4 separate regions of the Homo sapiens genome follow, and regions 1, 2 and 3 are each linked to region 4. The links are chromatin loops, found by intact Hi-C in ENCODE. Cell type or tissue: heart right ventricle. All regions are shown on one strand. Region 1 overlaps DST (dystonin). Region 2 overlaps DST (dystonin). Region 3 overlaps DST (dystonin). Region 4 overlaps DST (dystonin).

Evidence for each region. Hi-C counts contacts between places; a loop is a spot of excess contacts. Peaks named below come from ENCODE experiments on the same cell type or tissue, not always from the same donor. Only the 100,000 strongest peaks of a DNase experiment are listed, where the experiment ranks them.
Region 1: it touches region 4 in a loop (6-fold over the local background); 46 of 110 quality-filtered maps call a loop at or near these places.
Region 2: a loop joins it to region 4, with 2.3 times the contacts of the local background. A loop is called at or near these places in 46 of 110 quality-filtered maps.
Region 3: it touches region 4 in a loop (8-fold over the local background); 91 of 110 quality-filtered maps call a loop at or near these places.

The regions. Positions count from the first base shown.
Region 1 is chr6:56,755,877-56,760,876 of GRCh38, forward strand. All of the region lies in intron 4 of DST (dystonin), which reads right to left. Among named protein-coding and RNA genes, the nearest start is that of DST-AS1, 86 kb to the right of the region's middle. RefSeq lists a silencer at 1,871-1,920 and an enhancer at 3,602-4,158. In heart right ventricle, a CTCF peak has its summit at 1,979 (motif pointing left); a DNase peak (open chromatin) is centred at 536; H3K27ac peaks cover 2,851 bases.
Region 2 is chr6:56,765,535-56,770,534 of GRCh38, forward strand. All of the region lies in intron 4 of DST (dystonin), which reads right to left. Among named protein-coding and RNA genes, the nearest start is that of DST-AS1, 76 kb to the right of the region's middle. RefSeq lists an enhancer at 1,502-1,621. In heart right ventricle, a CTCF peak has its summit at 2,567 (motif pointing right); no DNase peak of the experiment used is centred here; H3K27ac peaks cover 3,760 bases.
Region 3 is chr6:56,695,319-56,700,318 of GRCh38, forward strand. It overlaps DST (dystonin), which reads right to left. Exons shown (of 104, transcript NM_001374736.1): 9 at 4,335-4,427. Among named protein-coding and RNA genes, the nearest start is that of DST-AS1, 150 kb to the right of the region's middle. In heart right ventricle, CTCF peaks have their summits at 3,929 (motif pointing left) and 4,128; no DNase peak of the experiment used is centred here.
Region 4 is chr6:56,635,005-56,640,004 of GRCh38, forward strand. It overlaps DST (dystonin), which reads right to left. Exons shown (of 104, transcript NM_001374736.1): 19 at 4,925-5,000; 20 at 4,692-4,769; 21 at 4,446-4,607; 22 at 4,255-4,359; 23 at 1,553-1,648; 24 at 585-710. Among named protein-coding and RNA genes, the nearest start is that of DST-AS1, 210 kb to the right of the region's middle. In heart right ventricle, a CTCF peak has its summit at 2,759 (motif pointing right); no DNase peak of the experiment used is centred here; H3K27ac peaks cover 2,168 bases.

The sequences.
Region 1 (5,000 bases), 120 kb after region 4:
AAGATGTTTCCAAATTGCTTTTATTTCTGTCTCCCTTCCCTGCCTCCTTTTAATCAGGGGCCTGATCTAGCTCTTCTCCAGGGTAGAAAAGACACGCCACTTCCAGCGATGACAGCAGAGCCATAGGGCTAGCTAAAAGGAGGATATGATATAGTATATGTAGGAGAAAGACGACGGAGTCAAGAGGGGAGTCAAGACTAATTTTTCCTGTTCAGGCTTTGGCCCTGAGAGGAGGAGGTGCATTCAGTGAATAAGGAGTGATGTGGAAGGCACAGGGGGCTCTTGACCCACTCCCTATCTGGTACCGTGTAAAGGAGGCTACCCTTGGTTCTGCTTGGTACAGACCAGACACAGAAGTGTCTGTGTGTCTGGCTGGGACACCTCCCAGAGGGGTCATCCTAGCAGGGAGAGGGGGCTCTCTAGCAAGGGATACAGAGAAGATCACATGGGCCAGGAACAATCAAGCATCCCAGAAAGACTGCAGATGGGTGTGGAGCACTAGTGGAAAGCCAAGGGGAAGTCACATCAATGTGGGACACGGCCTGAGTCACAAGAATGGGCCAGAGTTCACTGGTAGCTGACTTAAGAATCAGTGGCCCACAAGGTGCCAGGCATCCAAGACAGAAAAGGGGTACAAATCACCCAGGAAGCAGGGGTCCTAAAAGCCAGGATAAAGACGCTGGCAGGAATGAGCACAGTGTTTTCCCCAGAAATGCAAGGTTGCAAAAGCCACATCTCTCCCTCAAGACACGCAGAGAAAAAGAGAGGGAGAGGAAGCTGCCTTCAACAACCAAGCATTTTTATCTAAGACAGAACAAAGATCAGAGGAGACTGTTCGATTTGCCACATCAGACTATGCTTTAAAACAGATTCAATTTTAGTACATTTTCTCACTAATCAGAAGGTGAAACTCATAAAGATGACTAGATCAGCCATAAAAGACAATATTTTCTCTGCATTTCCAAGTTCAATCATGAATTAAATCTTTCAAGCCTAGTACACAGGGCAGAAAAGTTGGTTTTATACAGAGAACAACAAAGAGTCATGGTCTTTTTTCAAGAGAAGTATTAATAAGACAAAAGCTCTCAGCAACTGTATGTGATACTGGATGAATCAATGCCTTGCAGCAAGCTCAGTCTCATTCCAGAAAGGGCTAAAATACTCATTCAGACTATTTTCATTTTAAAGCAAAGGAACAGAGATGGTTCCAGGAAGAAAAAAAAATACACTTTTAGAAAAGCAGGACTTCAAACAATGCAACTTTAAACAACTGAGAAACAGTGACAGATGGCCCTATTATGTATACACTAGAAATGGGATTTATTTTTTTCAGGAAAGGCTTTGAGAGTTGAGGCTAAAACACTGACAGTCTGTACATGGCATGTCATCTGCCAGTAAACATCAGATGTCCCTACAAACCCAAGTGTTTATAATAATGGGGAAAGAATGGCTGAAGTTTTATGTGAACACAAACGTAAATCACAACATTCTGAAATGCACAGTTTCTAACCATTCTGTTTATGGTGCAATATACAGTGTGGCCCAAGTTCTGGCAAACCACATAGCTCTTTTCAAATTGACAGTATAAGGAATATGATGTGAGCTGTGGACTCACAGCTGTGAGCTGTGCTACATTTCCTAGTAAAAGAAACCCTGATTCTGATGGGGACACATGGTAGCCTGGAATAAAACTACACCTCCCCAGCCTTACTTTCAATAACAAAGTTCCAGTAAATGAAATAAAAGCTAATGTGTTATATGGCAGCTTCTAGAAATTTTCTTTGTAAGACATCTGGCATGAGCCCCTTGCCCCTTCTTCCTTCCCTCCTCCTTTCTACTGGCTGGGGACACAGACCCGATGAATATGGCTCAAGCAGCCATCTAGGACCACAAAGCAGCAGCCTAAGTCTGCAGGAACAAGAAGTAAGGAGCCTCTGTGGATGGTGGCTATAACCATGCCAGTCCTGGACTGCCTCCTGCTGGACTTCTCTCAAGTAAGAGAAAAGTAAACTTCCTTCTCTTAAAGTTACTATTGTTTCATTTTCATGTGCAAAATAGAACCAATATTAGCCAACCTAATCCTACCCACAAATACAATGCTTTCCAACAAACCTACTACTAAGAGCTCTTTGAAATGGAAAATTTCCCAGGAAAGAAACAACTACCATTAATACAGCACAAAGTAAAGAACTTGGTATAATCAAGCGCGTACAACTGTAGCAGAAACTTTTCCCCATATCCTTGTATCCTTCTTTCTCAAAGAAACAAATTCTCTAATTATTAGCTAGGTGCAAATACACAAGGAATAAATACACATTTCCCAGCCTTCCTTGAGCTAGATGTGGCTATGTTCCAGTTCAGCTGTGGCCATTGAGATGAGAACAGAAGTGACTGTGCTACTTCTGAGGAGGGCCCTTGAAGGGGAATACAGTGCCTTTTTTTGTACTTCTTCAATCCAGATGGCTGGAATGCAGATGTGGTGGTGAAACATCTAAAAAAACATGTAAGAGTAACAACCTAGATGGCAAAGCAATGTGACAAAAGGAACCTGGGTCCCTGTTCCAGTTACTATGTGACAAACTACACTGGAATTCAACTATGAAAACCAACCATTTTTTTATGTTCAAGAATTCTGTAGGTCAGAAATTCAAACCAGGTACAAGGGGGGCAGGTTGCTGCTGTTCCATGATGTCTGGGCCTCAGCTAGTAACACTCAACAGCTGGGTGGCTTGACCACTGGGGACTGGAATCATCTGGAGGCATCCTCACTCACATGGCTGGTGGCTGATGTTAACTATTGGCTGGAACCTCATTTGAAGCAGTCAGCGAGAACAGCCACAGGTGTCATCTACATGTGGCCTGACTTTCTCACTGAATGGCAGCTTCAAGGTAGTCAAACTACTTTGTGGTAATTCAAGGTTCTAAAAGCAACGGACCCAGCAGCAAGGCAGAGGCTGCATCACCTTTCCTGACATAACCATGAAAGTCATGTGGTATTCTACTGGTTACAAGAGAGCCAGGTGCCCAACCAGATTCAACCAGAGTGCACAATGGGAAAAGCAGCAAAGAAGTTGCACACATGTTTTAAAACCCATACAGCGCCTGACCCTGAGCATCATACCAGCCCTGGCTGACCTCATGAAGCTGAGCTGCATTATCATCCTGCACTCCCCACCTCTCGACTGCTACATAAGTGGAAATACAAATGATCATTTAAAGCCACTATTATTGTGGGTCACTGCAGCAAATTTATAAAGAATACTTATGTACCCCAATATTTAAAAATAAATCAGCCCAGGCGCAGTGGCTCACGCCTGTAATCCCAGCACTCTGGGAGGCCGAAGTGGGCGGATCACTTGAGGTCAGGAGTTGGAGAGCCTGGCCAACATGGTGAAACCCTGTCTCTATTAAAAAGACAAAAAAAATTAGCCAGGCATGGTGGCACATGCCTGTAGTCCCAGCTACTCAGGAGGCTGAGGAAGGAGAATTGCTTTAATCGGGGAGGCAGAGGTTGCAGTGAGCCATGATTGCACCACTGCACTCCAGCCTGGGTGACAGAGTGAGAGACTCCATCCCAATAAATAAATAAATAAATCAAAAACCACAAGTAGCAAAAACGTCTATCTCAAGAAACTAATTTTACAGCTACAGGAATGACTTTGTAGTTTTAATTTATTTGATATTATTAACTGCTGGCATATTTTTTTCCATTCAAAATTTTTAATGACTATCAGAGACCTCTAATATATTACAATCCCTTTGTCAGTCATTTGCATGCTGCCAGTTTCCCTTCCTGGTTTGGTGCACTAAGGGGTTTCTGAGCTCAGACAATAAAGATGCTGACACAGCCAAGGAACTGCAGCCTGAAAACAAAGAGTTCCAGAGGCGCGTGTGAATCTGACTGGATGTGTCCTAAAGCCTCTCATTAAACAGCTACTCCCCATCAAAGACACTACACTCTAGGCAAGGCAAAGAGCACTCCTTCCACCTGCCATTCTTGTCCTCTAAGCAAAGTGAGTCCTTGAAGAATCTAATAGTTTCACAGAATCATTTTGTGGTCCAACCATAGAGTATGCACTGCATATGTCAAAATCCTTTTATTTTTTAAATTAACAAATAATAGGATTTCTATCTCCTTATACCCACTCAAAAAATAAAAGCATATAAAGGATATTTTGGTTCTTCCATGTCCCCCAAAAGCAAAAAAGAAAATAACTTTGAGAGAACACAAATTTAAAAGAAAATTGCACAAGTCTGAACATTTCTAAATATATTCAAAGACACATATCTAACTTTGAAATATGTACCTAGAGGCAAATAATTTAATAGCAAATCCATAGAATGAACTGCTAAGAAATGCCACATGATTAAGCCATGTTTTGGGGTAATATGGGTAAGGACATTAAACAACTTTGAGAATGAATTATTAAAATACACCTTTTAATGTATCTTATTTAAAACTTATTTAAAATTAGTTTCCAGCATCTCTTAATACTACTTTATTTTTTGTATGTCTCTCCATGTGTATCAGCCACTAAACCCCAGTAAGACCCACTGTGTAATGATGCTTAATCTTCTTCCTTTTTAAACTCTAATGTGTATCAGCTTTCAGATATTTATGAGCTCAGATCTTTTGGCCAGAATTTGGTTAAGTAAAAAGCAAGCTGATCAGGCCATAGATAAAGGCATTTGGTGCCAGGGTAATTATAAATACAAGCAAGTATTATATTTGCCCCCAGCTCTTGCCCATAAGGTGGCTGAAAATGCATCCTTGATTTTCCCTTATTCTGTCAATATAGGAATTACTACCTTGAATACTACTAAACATATCTTTAAGTAATAAAAGGTAGCATTTGCTGAGCACTTATTATATGCCAGGAATTGTTTTGAGTACTTTTCATGTATTAAAGTCATCAGATCCTTCAATAACAACATAAAGTGGATAGTATAATTAAATCTCCCTTTTATGGATGAGACTGAGATTAAACAAAAAAAAGTGT
Region 2 (5,000 bases), 130 kb after region 4:
TAAAATAAACGTACAGTGCAGAGGTGAGATATGCAAGAGATTTCTGGTCTGTCTTGAGGCAGAGGTGATGAGAGGCAGCAAAAAGCAATCTGTGCTTAGAGAACAGAGATGTTAAGATGAATGGTGAAGTATGAGTTATGAGATATAACAGAGATCTTGAGGTACTGCCAGACAGACTCAAGTTAAAGCAATTACTAGCATCTGGAAGAAGTCTCCAAAGATTTTACTCAGACTTCAGTTATTGGTCCCTGACAACTATCAGGAATGGAGCTATGACAGCCTTTTATTCAACTTTCCTAAGCAGGAAAACAAAGGCATCTCTACCACCCAAAAACTCAAAAATTTTAAACATTCTAAAAACACCTAAGTAACATTTCCTCTAAGGACTTAGCAAATTTGGTTTTGGGTTCATTGTGTTTACTTGAACTATATGTGGGCAAAGAGAATCTGAGCAAAAGGATTTGTCCTACTTAGCTAGTCACACGCACAAGTTAGTATTCTTACACTACAGCCTCATGGGACCAAAACCCAATCCATCCACTCTAACTGTGAAAGTTGAGCCTTATCTCTCAAAGATTGATTAATTGAAGCATGGATTCACATTTTGTAGAAAGCTTACATGCCTGAGACTTCAAGTCAAAGTCAATTTGCTTAATACAATTTCTATGATACAGTATAAAAAGCATGTTCTTATAAAACAAGAACACATGAGAACACATGAGTATAATGTCTCCCATGTCCATGACATTTCCACATCATGAATGTGACCACTGTTCACTGACAATGCATTCTTTCAACAAGTAGTTTCTGAGCACCTACTGCATGCCAAGTACTAACCAGGCTAGATGCCGAGATACAAAGATGGGTAAAAGAAATCTGGCTTTGACATGCTGGCTATCATGTTGTTTGGGAAGATAGCACTGCTGTCTTTCTAAAGCTTGCAGTTTCTCATCAGACATATAAGGCCTTTCTCTGCAATTGCTGCGGTATCTTTTTTTTTTTTTTTTCCTTTTTGAGACTCAGTCTCGCTCTGCCACCCACGCTGGTATGCAGTGGCGTGATTTCGACTCACTGCAACCTCCGCCTCCCAGGTTCAAGCAATTCTCCCGCTTCAGCTTCCCAAGTAGCTGGGATTACAGGCACGCGCCACCATGCCCAGCTAATTTTTGCACTTTTAGTAGAGTCGGGGTTTCACCGTGTTGGTCAGGCTGGTCTCGAACTCCTGACCTCAGGTGATCCACCCGCCTCAATCTCCCAAAGTGCTGGGATTACAGGCATGAGCCACCGCACACAGCCTTGCAGTACCTTTAATAGTTCTGATTATATGGGAAACCCCAATTCTCTTAACCTAGAAACACAAGTGGACAACCCATGCTTTAAAAATCTAATGAGTCAGTGCTTTTTTTCTGTTTTGACTTGGCTCATGCCCTTAAGCTACTCTTAAATAACACAGTAAGGAAACCTATTTATACCACCACAAGCAGCTGCAGCTTGTCAAAAAAAATCAATGAATTTTCTAAAAACATTTCTTTGGCTTGGTTTCAGTTTTCAGTTCATCTTAGAAGGTCATCAGCTAAAGATCAGGTAAGATCTAATGAATCAGCATTCTTGCACACAGCTAATGCTCTATCAGTCTCAACTTACACATTCATACATTTTTTAAAACTAATATTTATTGAAAACCTACTATGCTTTATGAGTTGAAGATACACTGGTAAACAAAACAAAGAGCCCTGACAATGTGGAATTAAATTCTAACAAAAAGAGAAACAGCAATCAATAATAATAAAAATAACAAGTGGCAGGGAGTGATGGCTTACATCTGTAATCCCAACACTTTGGGAGGCCAAAGTGGGCAGATCACTTGAGGTCAGGCATTCAAGACCAGCCTGACCAACATGGCGAAATCCCATCTCTACTAAAAATACAAAAATTAGCGTGGCATGGTGTTGCACATCTGTAATCCTAGCTACTCGGGAAGCTGAGATACGAGAATTGCTTGAACCCAAGAGGCGGAAGTTGCAGTGAGCTGGTATCGCACGACTGTACTTGCCTGGGTGACAGAGCAAGACCCTGTCTCAAATAAATAAATAAATAAATAAATAAATAAATAAATAAATAAAACAAATAAGTATTAGAGGATGTTCATAGTGATGGCTGTGAAATAAAACAGAGCAGGTTAAGAGAAATTGAGGGTGTGGAGGTTGAGGGACAAGTGAGAGGCAAGATGGAATTTTAAATAAAATGATCAGAGAGTCCCCATTGAGAAGGGGGGCATCTGAATAAGACTTAAAAGAGATGAAGGAGTTAGCCATACAGATATCTGGAAGAAAGACATTCAGATAAAGCCAACAGCCACTGCTACAGACCTAAGACAGGATATGCCTGGTGTACTCAAACAAGAGCAAGGAGGCCATTAGGTATGAAATAAAGAGACCAAGACAAAAAGTATTAAAAGATGAAGCTAAAGAGGTAACAGAAGAGCCAGGTACCACAGGACCATATAAGCCATTTCGAAGACCTTCAATTTGATTCTCACTAAAATAGGAAGCCACTGGAGGGAGCTGAGGCAAAAGAATAACAGATCTGACTTGTGTTTAAAAAGGTAACCATTGTGTACCGAGAAAAAGTTTCTCAACACAGAATATTTACCAAGTGCTTATTTCTAAGGTATAAAAAATTATTCCAACCTAGAATAGACAACACAATCCCAGAAAATAACAAGTTGAATGACTAATACTACCCAATTTCAATACCTATTATAAAGCTACAGTTGTCGAAACAGTGTGGTTTTGGCAAAAGAAAAGTCAAGTCGACCAAAGGAACATAACAGAGGGCCCAGAAATAGACCCACACAAATTTAGTAAAGTGATCTTTGACAAAAAAGAAAAAGCAATTCAACAGAGAATGGATAATCTTTTCAACAAATGGTACTGGAACAACTGGACATCTATATGCAAAAAATATACAAATTTAGGCACAGACCTTATACCTTTCACAAAATTTAACTCAAAATGAATCACAGACTAAATGTAAAATTCAAAACTATAAAACTTTAGGAAGATAACATAAAAGAAAATCTAGATGACCCTGGATTTGATGATGAATTTTTAAATACAATACCAACATCATGATCCATAAAAGAAAAAACATAGGTTGGATTCATTAAAATTAAAAACCTCCACTCTGCAAAAGACACTGTTAAGAAAATGAAAAGATAAGCCACAGACTAAGAGAAAATATTTGCAAATCATGGCTGGGCACGGTGGCTCACACCTGTAATCCCAGCACTCTGGGAGGTCAAGGCAGGCGGATCAAGAGGTCAGGAGATCAAGACCATCCTGGCCAACATGGTGAAACCCCATCTCTACTAAAAATACAAAACTTAGCAGGGCATAGTGGAACCAGAGAGTCAGAGGTTGCAGTGAGCCAAGATCACACCACTGCACTCCAGCCTGGTGACAGAGTGAGACTCCATCGCAATATACACATATATTTGCAAATCACATATATGATAAAGAACTAGTATCCAAAATATACAAAGAAATCTTAAAAAATCAATCATAAGAAAGCAAACAACTCAGTTTAAAAGTGGGCAAAATATCTGAACAGACAGTTTACTAAAGGAAATATACAGTTGGCAAATAAGCATATAAAAAGATGCTCAACACCATATTAGAGAATTGCAAATTAAAACAACGTGAGACACCACTATACACATCTATTGGAATGGCTAAAATCTAAAAAGATTACAACACCAGACGCTGGCAAGGAGGTGGAGCAACAGAAACTCTCTTTAACTGATGGTGGAAATGCAAAACAATACAGCTACTTTGAGTTGTTTCTTACAAAGCTAAACATAGTCTTACCATATAATTCAGCAATTACACTTCAAGGCATTAACCCAAATGATGTGAGAAGAGGAAGGATGCGGGAACTCTGTACTTTCTGCCTAATTTTTCTGTAAACTTAAACTGCTCTAAAAGTCTATTAAAAAAAAATTGGTCAGGCACGGTGGCTCATGTCTGTAATCCTCACACTTTGAGAGGCCAAAGCGGGTGGATTGAGTCCAGGAATTCAGGACCAGCCTGGGCAACATGGCAAAACCCCATCTCTACAAAAAAACACAAAAACTAGCCACGTGTAGTGGCAGGGACCTGTAGTCCCAGCTACTCAGGAGGCTGAGGCAGGAGAATCACCTGAGCCCGGGAGGTCAAGGCTGCAGTGAGCCAAGATCACGCCACTGCACTCCAGCCTGGGCAAGTGGCGTTGCAAGTTGAGACCCCGTTTCACAAAGAAGGAAAGAAAAAATGTATTCCTGTCCTCAAAAAGCTTATTCTCTTATTACTTTATTATCCATACTCTGCCCACTTCCAACATGGAGTTAACACATACGAAAAGGATACTAAAAGTAGAAATAAAATATCAAAACTCATGTGTAAGGAAATCAATACAGTTACATCAAAATTTTGGCTAAAGAGTTATTTATTGATGTTCCTTTGCTGACTTCCTTCAGTCAAGCCTCACTATATGTTCTCATTGCATATGAATCTGCCCTTCAGAGCATCCATTCTGGTGTTATAACTTAATCAGTGTCTAAACAGCAGATAAGACTCCTAAACAGCAGATAAGAGAGTTTAATGATGCAATAGTAACCAGGAAACCATTAATTTGGTAAAGAAACTGGGGTACAGAGAAGTTAGACAAATCATGAAAAGTCCCACTTAAAAATGGTACAGCCAGGTTTTCAACATTTGGTCTGTTTGACTCCCAGGCCTCATGGTATTGGTGTTACGCCATAAAGTATGATATAATTTTTGGACCTAATGTTATCTTCAAGTTGTAAAAGGCAGTGACTCAATAAAAATAATTTAGTTAAGCTGAAAATCAGCTGAATTTAATTTATAAAGATCATAATTTCTCCTAATTTCAAACCCTGCTAATACAATAAAACGCAGAGTGTGGGATGCCCTATTTCATTCCATGCATCCACATAGAGT
Region 3 (5,000 bases), 60 kb after region 4:
CCATGATGATCCAAATAAACCTCTTTTCTGTTCTTTATAAACTACTCAGCCTCAGGTATGCCTTTACAGCAACACAAAATGAACTAATACACCTGCCAAACTAAGCAGCTGTCCATTTCTAGGCCATATACACTGCTACCTCTCCCAGAAATGGCCCAACTTAGTCTGCCTGGTTACTGGCATTCATCTTTCAAAGCCTATCTCTAGTATCTGTGAAAATTTCCTACATTCTCTAAAGCCATTCAGATCCCACTACAATGCTCCTTTCCCATACATTTCTATTTTCATTTATATCACCAATAATATTCATCACCCTATGTTATAGTTAATTTCATGGACACTCTCCCAATAAACAGAACAATATACTTCATTACCTTAGTATCTCTGGATCTAGCATGTGGTGGCTAATGATATAGGATTACTGTAATGATAATGCTTACCTTCAGAAAGCCTGACTGAAAAACAGATTCCATTTATGATGCTATAACAAATATTGTTAAAATAAAACAATTGGTCTTTTGAAATTGCTTCCATTATTTATGTAAAGTATAGAGAAAAAGGCTGAGTCACTCTGAGTGAGGATGATTACCACTGCTATAAATCTTTATATCTTGGCATAACCAAAAAACAATTCTTATCTCAAGTTATTGTCATACTAAAAAAAGTTATTTCATTTAAATAAGAGAGAACATTTCCATTTAACCAAAACATAGATGTGTTCCATTCCAAATAGATTTTGGTCTAATTTATGAATATTGGTGATAATTTGTTACATCATCTTATAATTAAAGCCCTAAAATACAATGGATTCTAGAACACTATGCCACAGTATATTAGAAGCAAAACTTTTTTTATTTTTTTGAGACAGAGTTTCACTCCTGTTGCCCAGACTGGAGTGCAATGGCGTGATCTCAGCTCACCACAACCTCTGCCTCCTGGGTTCAAGTGATTCTCCTGCCTCAGCCTCCCAAGTGGTTGGAATTACAGGCATGTGCCACAACGCCCGGCGAATTTTGTATTTTCAGTAGAGACCAGGTTTCTCCATGTTGGTCAGGCTGGTCTTGAACTCCCAACCTCAGGTGATCCACCTGCCTCGGCCTCCCAAAGTGCTGGGATTACAGGTGTGAGCCACCGTGCACGGCCCGCAAAACTTCTTTTGATACTTCTGTGACTAGTCTTCCTCTCTCCTCCAAAGGCAGCTGAACCCCAAAGGGCTCTCTTAGTATATAACTCCTTTTTGAAGACTTTTGCTTTAAATTTTCTCAAACTCAGCCTCTAAATACACTGCTTCTACCTCCCAACCCTTTTGGCTTGTTATTTTCTAGTCTCTGCTCCCAGGAGCTTGGGTCTCCAATGTCTTCTTTCTAGAACAAACTATTGACCTCTACTCCATCTTAATTTTCTTGTGGTCTCTAGTGGCATTTCATACTGCTCACCATTATTTCTACTTGAAATTCTCTTCCCTTGGTTTCATCAGTACATTTTCCTATTACTTCATCCATCTCTCCAAATGCTCCTTTTTTCTCTTTCCTCAGCAGAATCTTTTCCCGCAGGCCTTCTCCAAATTTTTATCCTTAGTGCTCCATCTCTTCTCCATCTGTGCTCTTCTCTTGGGTCCCCTGAAGATCCCTTCTTTCCGATAAAATCAGTGATCACTTGTGTAGTGATAACTTCTCCAAGTTTATATCTGTACCTCTGGCTTCTCAGCTCCACTCATGTCTCCAACTGCTCAGCAGACAGAGGCACAGGATATCCCACCATCCCATCAAGCCCACCCAGAAAGTAAGTGCTTTTCCCCCTAGCATCACCCCTGTGTCTCTCAGTAGTCTACTGTTTCGTAATCTCTCAGGCTAAAAAGTTTTGTTATCTTTAACAAATCCCTTTCCTACACCCTCTATGCCCTGTGTCCAAGTCCCTTTCTTTCTTCCTGGAAAGTGTGACCTCTTCTATTCAATTTTGCATCCCCAACTGAGTCCTGACCTTTATCACTACCTCAGCTTCACAGCTTATCTCTCTCACTATGGACTCTGCTCATTTCTATCTATTTTAATGGATGTTGTTTCCTAAAACACATTTTTTAAAATTTAGCAAAATTTAATTGAGCAAAAAACGATTTGAGAATCAGGCAGCCCCCAAACCAGAATGGATTCAGAGAGACTCCAGCACAGGTCCTGTCACCGAAAAAGATTTATGGACAGAAAATGGAAAGTGATGGACGGAAAAAGGAAAGTGATGAACAGAAACACATTTTTTTTTAAGCTCAAAGTAGTAACATGACTGGCATCACAACAGTAAGTAAAAGAGCCAAGAACGAAACTTAATTCTACCTCCCTCCGAAGCCTGAATGCTTTCCATTGCCCCAGTGATCCTTCGTCTAACATTCAAAATTCAGACACAGCCTACCTCACCAGCTGGTGATGAAGTGATTGATTCTCTCCAATAGACCTCTGACTTTCCCGTCTGGGGTTCTTGCAGTTTCAACTCTGCTAAAAGCTCTAGGATCTGATCCACTTAGGACTACTTAAATGATCCCTGACAAAGCCACTGAGGAACTCCATATGAAATCAACTTTTTGGCCAGTTCTACCTAGACTTTACCCAATTCTGATAACAAGGTCTGGTTCTGCGCTTCATGCCAAATTATTGCCTTCACTTAGGTTCAATATCTTTGATTCCAGTAATGCCCTCAGTCCTTTGGGGTCCTGGCTTCCAGTTCTGGTTACTGGCTCTCCCTGACATTAACAGCTCAGCTAAGTGGATATTCACCTGTATTAGCTGCCCTGTAGTCTGGCTGACTAACACCTTTTCCTTTGATTACCTGGATCTCCATGAATGTCCTTCTGCTGAAACTATTCAGCTGCCTCTGTTCAGGTCCTAGACCTACCTAGACTCTGATTCCTGTAGCTCTCCATACCTGTCAAATCTATCCTGTTCCCAACAAGCCCCCCAGGTACATTATTCTCCACCATTTGTCTACGTAACCTGTATTTCAGCCAACTTAAAAAAAAAAAATTTTTTTTTTTTTTGAGACAGAGTCTCGCTCTGTTGCCCAGGCTGGAGTGCAGTGGCGCAATCTCAGCTCACTGCAACCTCTGCCTCCCAGGTTCAAGCGATTCTCCCACCTCAGCCTCCCGAGTAGCTGGGACTACAGGTGCATGCCACCACACCTGGCTAATTTTTTGTATTTCTTAGTAGAGACGGGGTTTCACCCGTTAGCTAGGATGGTCTTGATCTCCTGACCTCATGATCCACTCGCCTCAGCCTCCCAAAGTGTTGGGATTACAGGCGTGAGCCACCGCGCCCAGCCTTTAAAAAAGTCTTATTCCTCACCAGATTTGTTTCAAAACCCCAGGTCCTTTTTGAAGCTGGCAAAGGATCACTTCCTCCTTCAAGATCCAACTGTACAGTAATCTATTGGTAAGATGTACTGAGTGCCTACTGTGGGTCAGGCTCTGTGCTGCACACAGAACATTTCTGGGTCTTTTTTATAATTTAAACTTTTATTTTAGATTCAGGGGGTACAAGTGCGGATTTGTTACATGGGTATATTGCGTGATGTTGAGGTTTGGGGTACAGATGATCCCATCACCCAGATAGTGAGCACAGTACCCAATAGGTAGTTTTTCAGCCCATGCCCTTTTCCCCCTCCTTCCCACCTCTAGTAGCAGAACATTTCTTAAGCAGACCAGCAGTTAGTAAACTAAAGCAAGTTCTAAAGTTAGGAATCTCCTTAAATCAAATGAAGATTCTTTTTAATGTATCACTTCCCCAAAACTAAATCAAAATCGGTCCTCAATTGGCTCAGGTTTATTAGATAATAATTCAGTCAATAAATTTGCATTTTCCTCAAATCTAAAGAGAGAAAGCACAGCTCTGCATAAAACATGAATACTTTTCTTCTTCACATCTCTTTATAATTATGCTGCCATCTAGTGTCTATCAAAGGAGGAAATAGTTGACAGTGCTAAGAACCTGTATTACTAAAAAACATTCTAAATAAGGACTAATCATAAAACATTTAAGTATCTAAAACAGGTAATACTTTCTAATGAGCAAAAAAAGTGTGTCTCCAGTCAATAAAAAGAAATATGTCTTCCAACTCTGAGATAACAGACATTGTCTTTAAAACTACATTTAAGTTTATCAAGAACAGGAAACTAGTTGCCAGATTCACAAGCAGCATGTTGCTTAAAAGAACAATTCAAATATATTACTTAAAGAAAGAAGCTTGAAATTTATTTTTCTTCCATAGAACATGAATGCATCATTCACCCTTCATAGGAACCACCTGAAAACTAGCAATTAGATGCTGAAATTAAGAAAATTTGGGCTTACCTGAAAGTGCAAAATTATTGTCCAGATTAATCCCAAAGTCAATTTGGGATTTCCATCTGTTATGTCATCATTTCTAATATTCACTAATTTCACCTGTTTTGAATGTGAAGAAGAGATAAAACCAACTGTTTATCAAACCTGAACCAGTTATCTTTACCTACATAAAAGCAATTCTAAAATTATACAAAGAAAAAATGGAATAATTTAAACACCAGTAGTCAACTAAATATTGTTTTACCCTTATTCTCAATCATTTTATATTACAAATCATATGGTAACAACAAAGAAAGAGCAAGTATTATTGCATTCTTGTCTTCCACAGCAGGGATCCCCAACCTAACCCCCAAACCTATACCATAGGGACTGGGCTGCATGGCAGCAGGTTAGCAGCGGCCCAGGAAGCATTACCACCTGAGCTCCACCTCCTGTCAGATCAGCCACTGCATTAGATTCCTATAGGGGTGTGAACCCTATTTGTGAACTGTGCATTTGAGGGATCTAGGTTGCGCACGCACTCCTTATAAAAATCTAATGCCTGATGATCCGAGGTGAAACAGTTTCATGCTGAAACAACCCCCACTCCTCCCACCAGCCAGTTCATGGAAAAATAGTCTTCCATGAAACCAGTCCCTGTTGCCAGAAAGGTTGGGGACTGCTGTTCTAGAG
Region 4 (5,000 bases):
TGCCTTCAGCACTTTACACAAATTAAACTTCATCAGAAAAGTCTTCTCTCTGACTACCTAGTCTAAATTTTCAATCTTTCCTCCTCCACCCCATCTTGTATCCCTCTTCCTTTCTTTGGTTTGTTTGGTTTTCTTTTTCCTCTTTGGCATTTACACTACCTAACATACTATACAAATTTTACTTATTTATTCTGTTTATTGTCTAACTCCCTCTCTAGCATGTAAGCACCACAAAGGTAGAGATTCTTGTCTGCTTTGTTCACTGCTGTAGCTCTAGAACCTAAAACAGTGCCCAGGATATATTAAGAACTTAAAAAGTATTTGCAAAATGAATAACTAAACACACACGTGCACACACACACACACGACACTAAAAACCATCTTAAAATATCAAAGCTATCACATTAAAAAAACACTTCTGTTGTATTTGTTGCCAAAAGAATACTAAAACTGAATGTGCAAATGTGTAATTGAATTAGTGGGAAATATCAAGAGTGCCAATAAAATACAAAGTTCTGCTCATATAAAACACTAATCTAATCACTTATGCATACTTATAAAATGCATAGGTTTTGTATTAGTACCATTGATTCCTGAACAAGGTCTTCTAGCTTGTGAATGCTGCTTGATCTATCACAGCTGTACTTCCGCTGAATGGCATCTTTTAGATTCCTTAAGTAATCAGTAGCTTCTTTGGCATCATTGAAAAACTAAGGAAAGATGAAACCTGGAAGTTAAAGTATGTTAAATACCAGCAAAGCACACAGTTGTCACACTCCAATACCAAGGTCCTATGTGTACCCCTCATAAGTGAGAAGAGAATAAAAGCACAAGATAGCTTAATAGTCACATCTTTCCTTGGACCAAAGAATAACCCTTGAAGTTGAATAGTTATGAATGAACATACTAAGTGTCCAAAGCTTATATGATGTTTTGGCTCTCTATTATTTTGGCTGAAGGTCCATTTTAAATTAGGATTTAAACAATTTTTAAGTAGGAGTGAAATTCCAAGAATACTTAAAAACTTCTATGGTTTTAGAAGTTAAATGGTTATAGATGGTTGATTCTCTATATGAAAACAGTTCCTAAATAAGAGACACATTTGTAGAATAGAATAAAGATTTTATGATATCTTAAGAATTTTTAAAGGATTCCTGCATTAACAGAATACTTCAATCTATCTCATAGGACATAAAACCAACTCTTTCGGCCTACAAAGAAAACAATTCACATATATATATATATATATATACACACACACACAAACACACACACACACACACATATACATATATACATATATAACAGTGTGTGTATATATGTGTATATATGTATATGTATGTGTATATATATGTGTGTGTATATATATACACACATATATGTGTATACGTATGTGTGTATATATATACACACATATATGTGTATATATATATGTGTGTATATATATACACAGAAACACATTGTTATCCTAACAATAAATTATGAAAAAGATTCCTGCAAGTTAGCCAAAATCACAATACCATCTATTGAAGTTATGATTCTACTCACATACCTCGAAATACGCTGTGTTCTCCTTTATGTGCTGCTCCACACACTGGCAGAGCTGTAAGATCCAGCTCCACTGCGTCTGCATTGCCGCTCTGTAGGCCTTAAAGATAAAACAGAGCCATCATAACTGACTGGGGAGAAATAAGGCACACATACCTTTTGATATCGATGCTTCTAAATGCTAACTCTACTATCTAAATAGATGACCAATTGTTTTGGCAGAATAAGACTTGGAAATTAGGGCAGTGGCTGGGCATGGTGGCTCACGCCTGTAGTCCCAACACTTTGGGAGGCCAAGGCAGGCAGATCACCTGAGGTCAGGAGTTCAAGACCAGCCTGGCCAACATGGTGAAACCCCATCTCCACTAAAAAATACAAAAATTAGCCAGGTATGGTGGCACGCGCCTGTGATCCCAGCTACTCAGGAGGCCAAGGCAGGAGAATTGCTTGAACCCAGGAGGCGGAGGTTACAGTGAGCCAAAATTGCGCCATCGCACTCCAGCCTGGGGAACAAGAGTGAAACTCCACCTCAAAAAACAAAAACAAACAAACAAACAAAAAAAAAACAAGAAAATCAGGGCAGTAAAATTTTCCTCTTATCTAAGACTTCTCACTTGTACAAAGTCAGTCCTAAAGTTTAAATATAAATTCTTAAACCACTCCAGTTGATTTCTTTTCAATTTTAAACTTCTTGAAATTTCTTATTAAAATATAAGAAAAAAATTATCTCTGGCTACGGGAAAAAATATTTAAAAACTAAAATAAATGCAAGCTATCCCTCCTGTTTACAAAACCAACACTTGACTCCTTTGCCACCAACTCTTACATCTGCTTTGTGGAATCCTCCGATATGTTTTCTTTCGTGGCACATTCATCTCTCCTTTCTCTGAATTTTTACGGTGCTAGATCATAAAATATACCTTCTAACACAGAAATATATGGTTATGTCGGTTTCTCTTTGTTTTTGCTGGGATGAGGTTTGGGGAGGGTGGAAAAGAAAATGTGTGTACTCCCAAATTGGTGTAATTCTGGAATTATAATGATGATAATACTAGGAATTTTTATTTTAAAAATGTGTTTCTTGAACTTCTAATTTAATAGAGAGTGTATCTTTCATGAGGGTAAACAATATTGTACAAAGGATACCTCCTTCCTCAAGGAAACATGAAATACTCTTTTCTATTTAAGGTGCAATTCATTGATTTCCAGAAGAGGGCACTCGAGATGCTTTAATGACTATTTTAAGTAAGCCTGTCATTTTCCCTCCTTTTGGAAAAGTTCATTCCTGCTGAGCTATACTTAGGCAGGACTTCCGAATGGAATGTATGATGCAGCATTGAATATCTGGCAACATATCATGATCATATTCTACCTCAAATTAAGCTACTTTCAGTAAATTGGCTATAAAAGATGTATCATATTTTTTTCATATAAAATATGAAACAGTATTGATAATTAACTAAATATTATCCATGTACCCAAACAAGACACAGGACAGGCCGATGGGATCATAAAGATGACTAAGGTTTCATTTTACTTCTTAAGAAATTTTTTATTAATTAAATTATAATTTTTACATAAAAGTGATCAGAGTGACATTCACATGTTCCATTCCCATCAAAATTCTTGGCCCATAATAGTATTTCCTAACAGTTTTCATCTCTCCACCCTAAGAAATACTCTTTTTAGTGTATTAGTGTACAAAACCACATCCCAGGCCCTCCATTACTCTCCTTTCCCTAAAGATTCCCTACTCTTCTACGTTTTTAACATTCATATGTGACATTTCATGTAGACACAAAACCGTATTTTATATAAAAGATCATACATAACATCCCTAAAACTTCCTGATGAGCCTAGAATTGTACTAATCTTTTGAGTTATTATGATTTCAGTGAATCTATCAGATTCCTTTCCTCAATTGTGAGTTTGAAGCATGACAACTTTCAGGACCAGCATCATTTTTTTTCCTCTGGCAAAATATCACATCTGACTGCCCATGTGTGACAATCCCTACTTTCTTACATAATCCCCCTATTCTCCATTCAGAAAGTCACTAACTCTGTCTAATATACAATTTAAAACATTGTCCCAACTGCATAGGCAACCTGATAAATCCCATCTCAATTTTCCACTTCTGAATTTGAAATGTTCACTGCACATTATAAAGCCTTGTCAGGATGCTGTCCCAATACACCTCACAAAACCAGAGCATAAATAAAAGTATTAAATTGAATCATAACAGCTGGTATTTTTTTGAGAACAAATAATGTACCAAAAACTATACTAAGCAGTAAGAGTAAATTATTTCCTTCTTATTCTCATCACAACTCTATGGATTAGAGGTAATCTCTCCCATTCTTGGTAGGAAAATGAGGCTTGGCAATACTATGTCACTTGTGCAATGTTACACAATCAGAAATAAATAATATGGCAATGCTTACACAGAGAAGGTACTTCATATTTACAGCAATACATCTTCTCAGCCACAGAGGCTGACAAGGGTACTTTTATTCTAAGTGATGGGTGACATACTTAGAGCCAGAGAACTGAAGGCAATCAGTACAATTTGTCAGAAACATTTCTGAGCCAGGTTTTAATAAAAGTTAGATGGCTTGTAATTTTCAACTTCTCAGCAATAAAAGAATCTGAAGGGAAATAATCATATCAATATTCAACCAACACCATTACACTTTCCAGCTTTACCTCAATAGTTAACCGGGCTGGATGATTTTCTAGAAGTAGCTGCTCTGCTATCTCCTGAACTGATTTAATATTTTCTTCCTTTTGATCAAGTTCTCTCATTAATTCCTTCAAGAAATAATTAAGAAGTGTGTTAGAAAAATATATAAACCTAAAATGCAACCCTAGTATGCAAGTACAAAGGGTGTACTTACAGCATGATAATCTTTTTTCCTAGCTATGTTGGTGTTTCTCTCACTCCAGTCATAAGCAACTTCCTCCTCTTCTTTTTCATTCAACCAAATAAGTTCATTAGTCGCACGACTTACAAAATTATGGAGTGTATCAAGGTGCCGTTCTTGATTCCTGGATGTATTCTTTAGTAAGGAAAATCATCATAAGAATCATGTTTTTGCCAAATATAGATAAGGGAAACAGAAGGTTTAAAAAAAAAAACTTACCAAGAGTTTTGCATACTGACTCTCTAATCTGTGCAACTTTTCTGCATAAGTCAGTTTAAGAGGTGCTGTCATTTGAATCTATAACATGAGATTAAAAAGACACTCCAGTCAGGAATCTGAAGGAATTCTGACTCACACTTAATGTATCTATTATTGATTTACAGGGTCTTCATGTAAAAAGCAAAACAAGAGTAAACTAAAATGAAATATATACAAATTTTAAATTCACATACCTCACTGATTTTAGCTTCTTTGAGACTAGATTCAAATTCTTCAATAGCTCTATGAACATTTTTATGATTTTCTAAA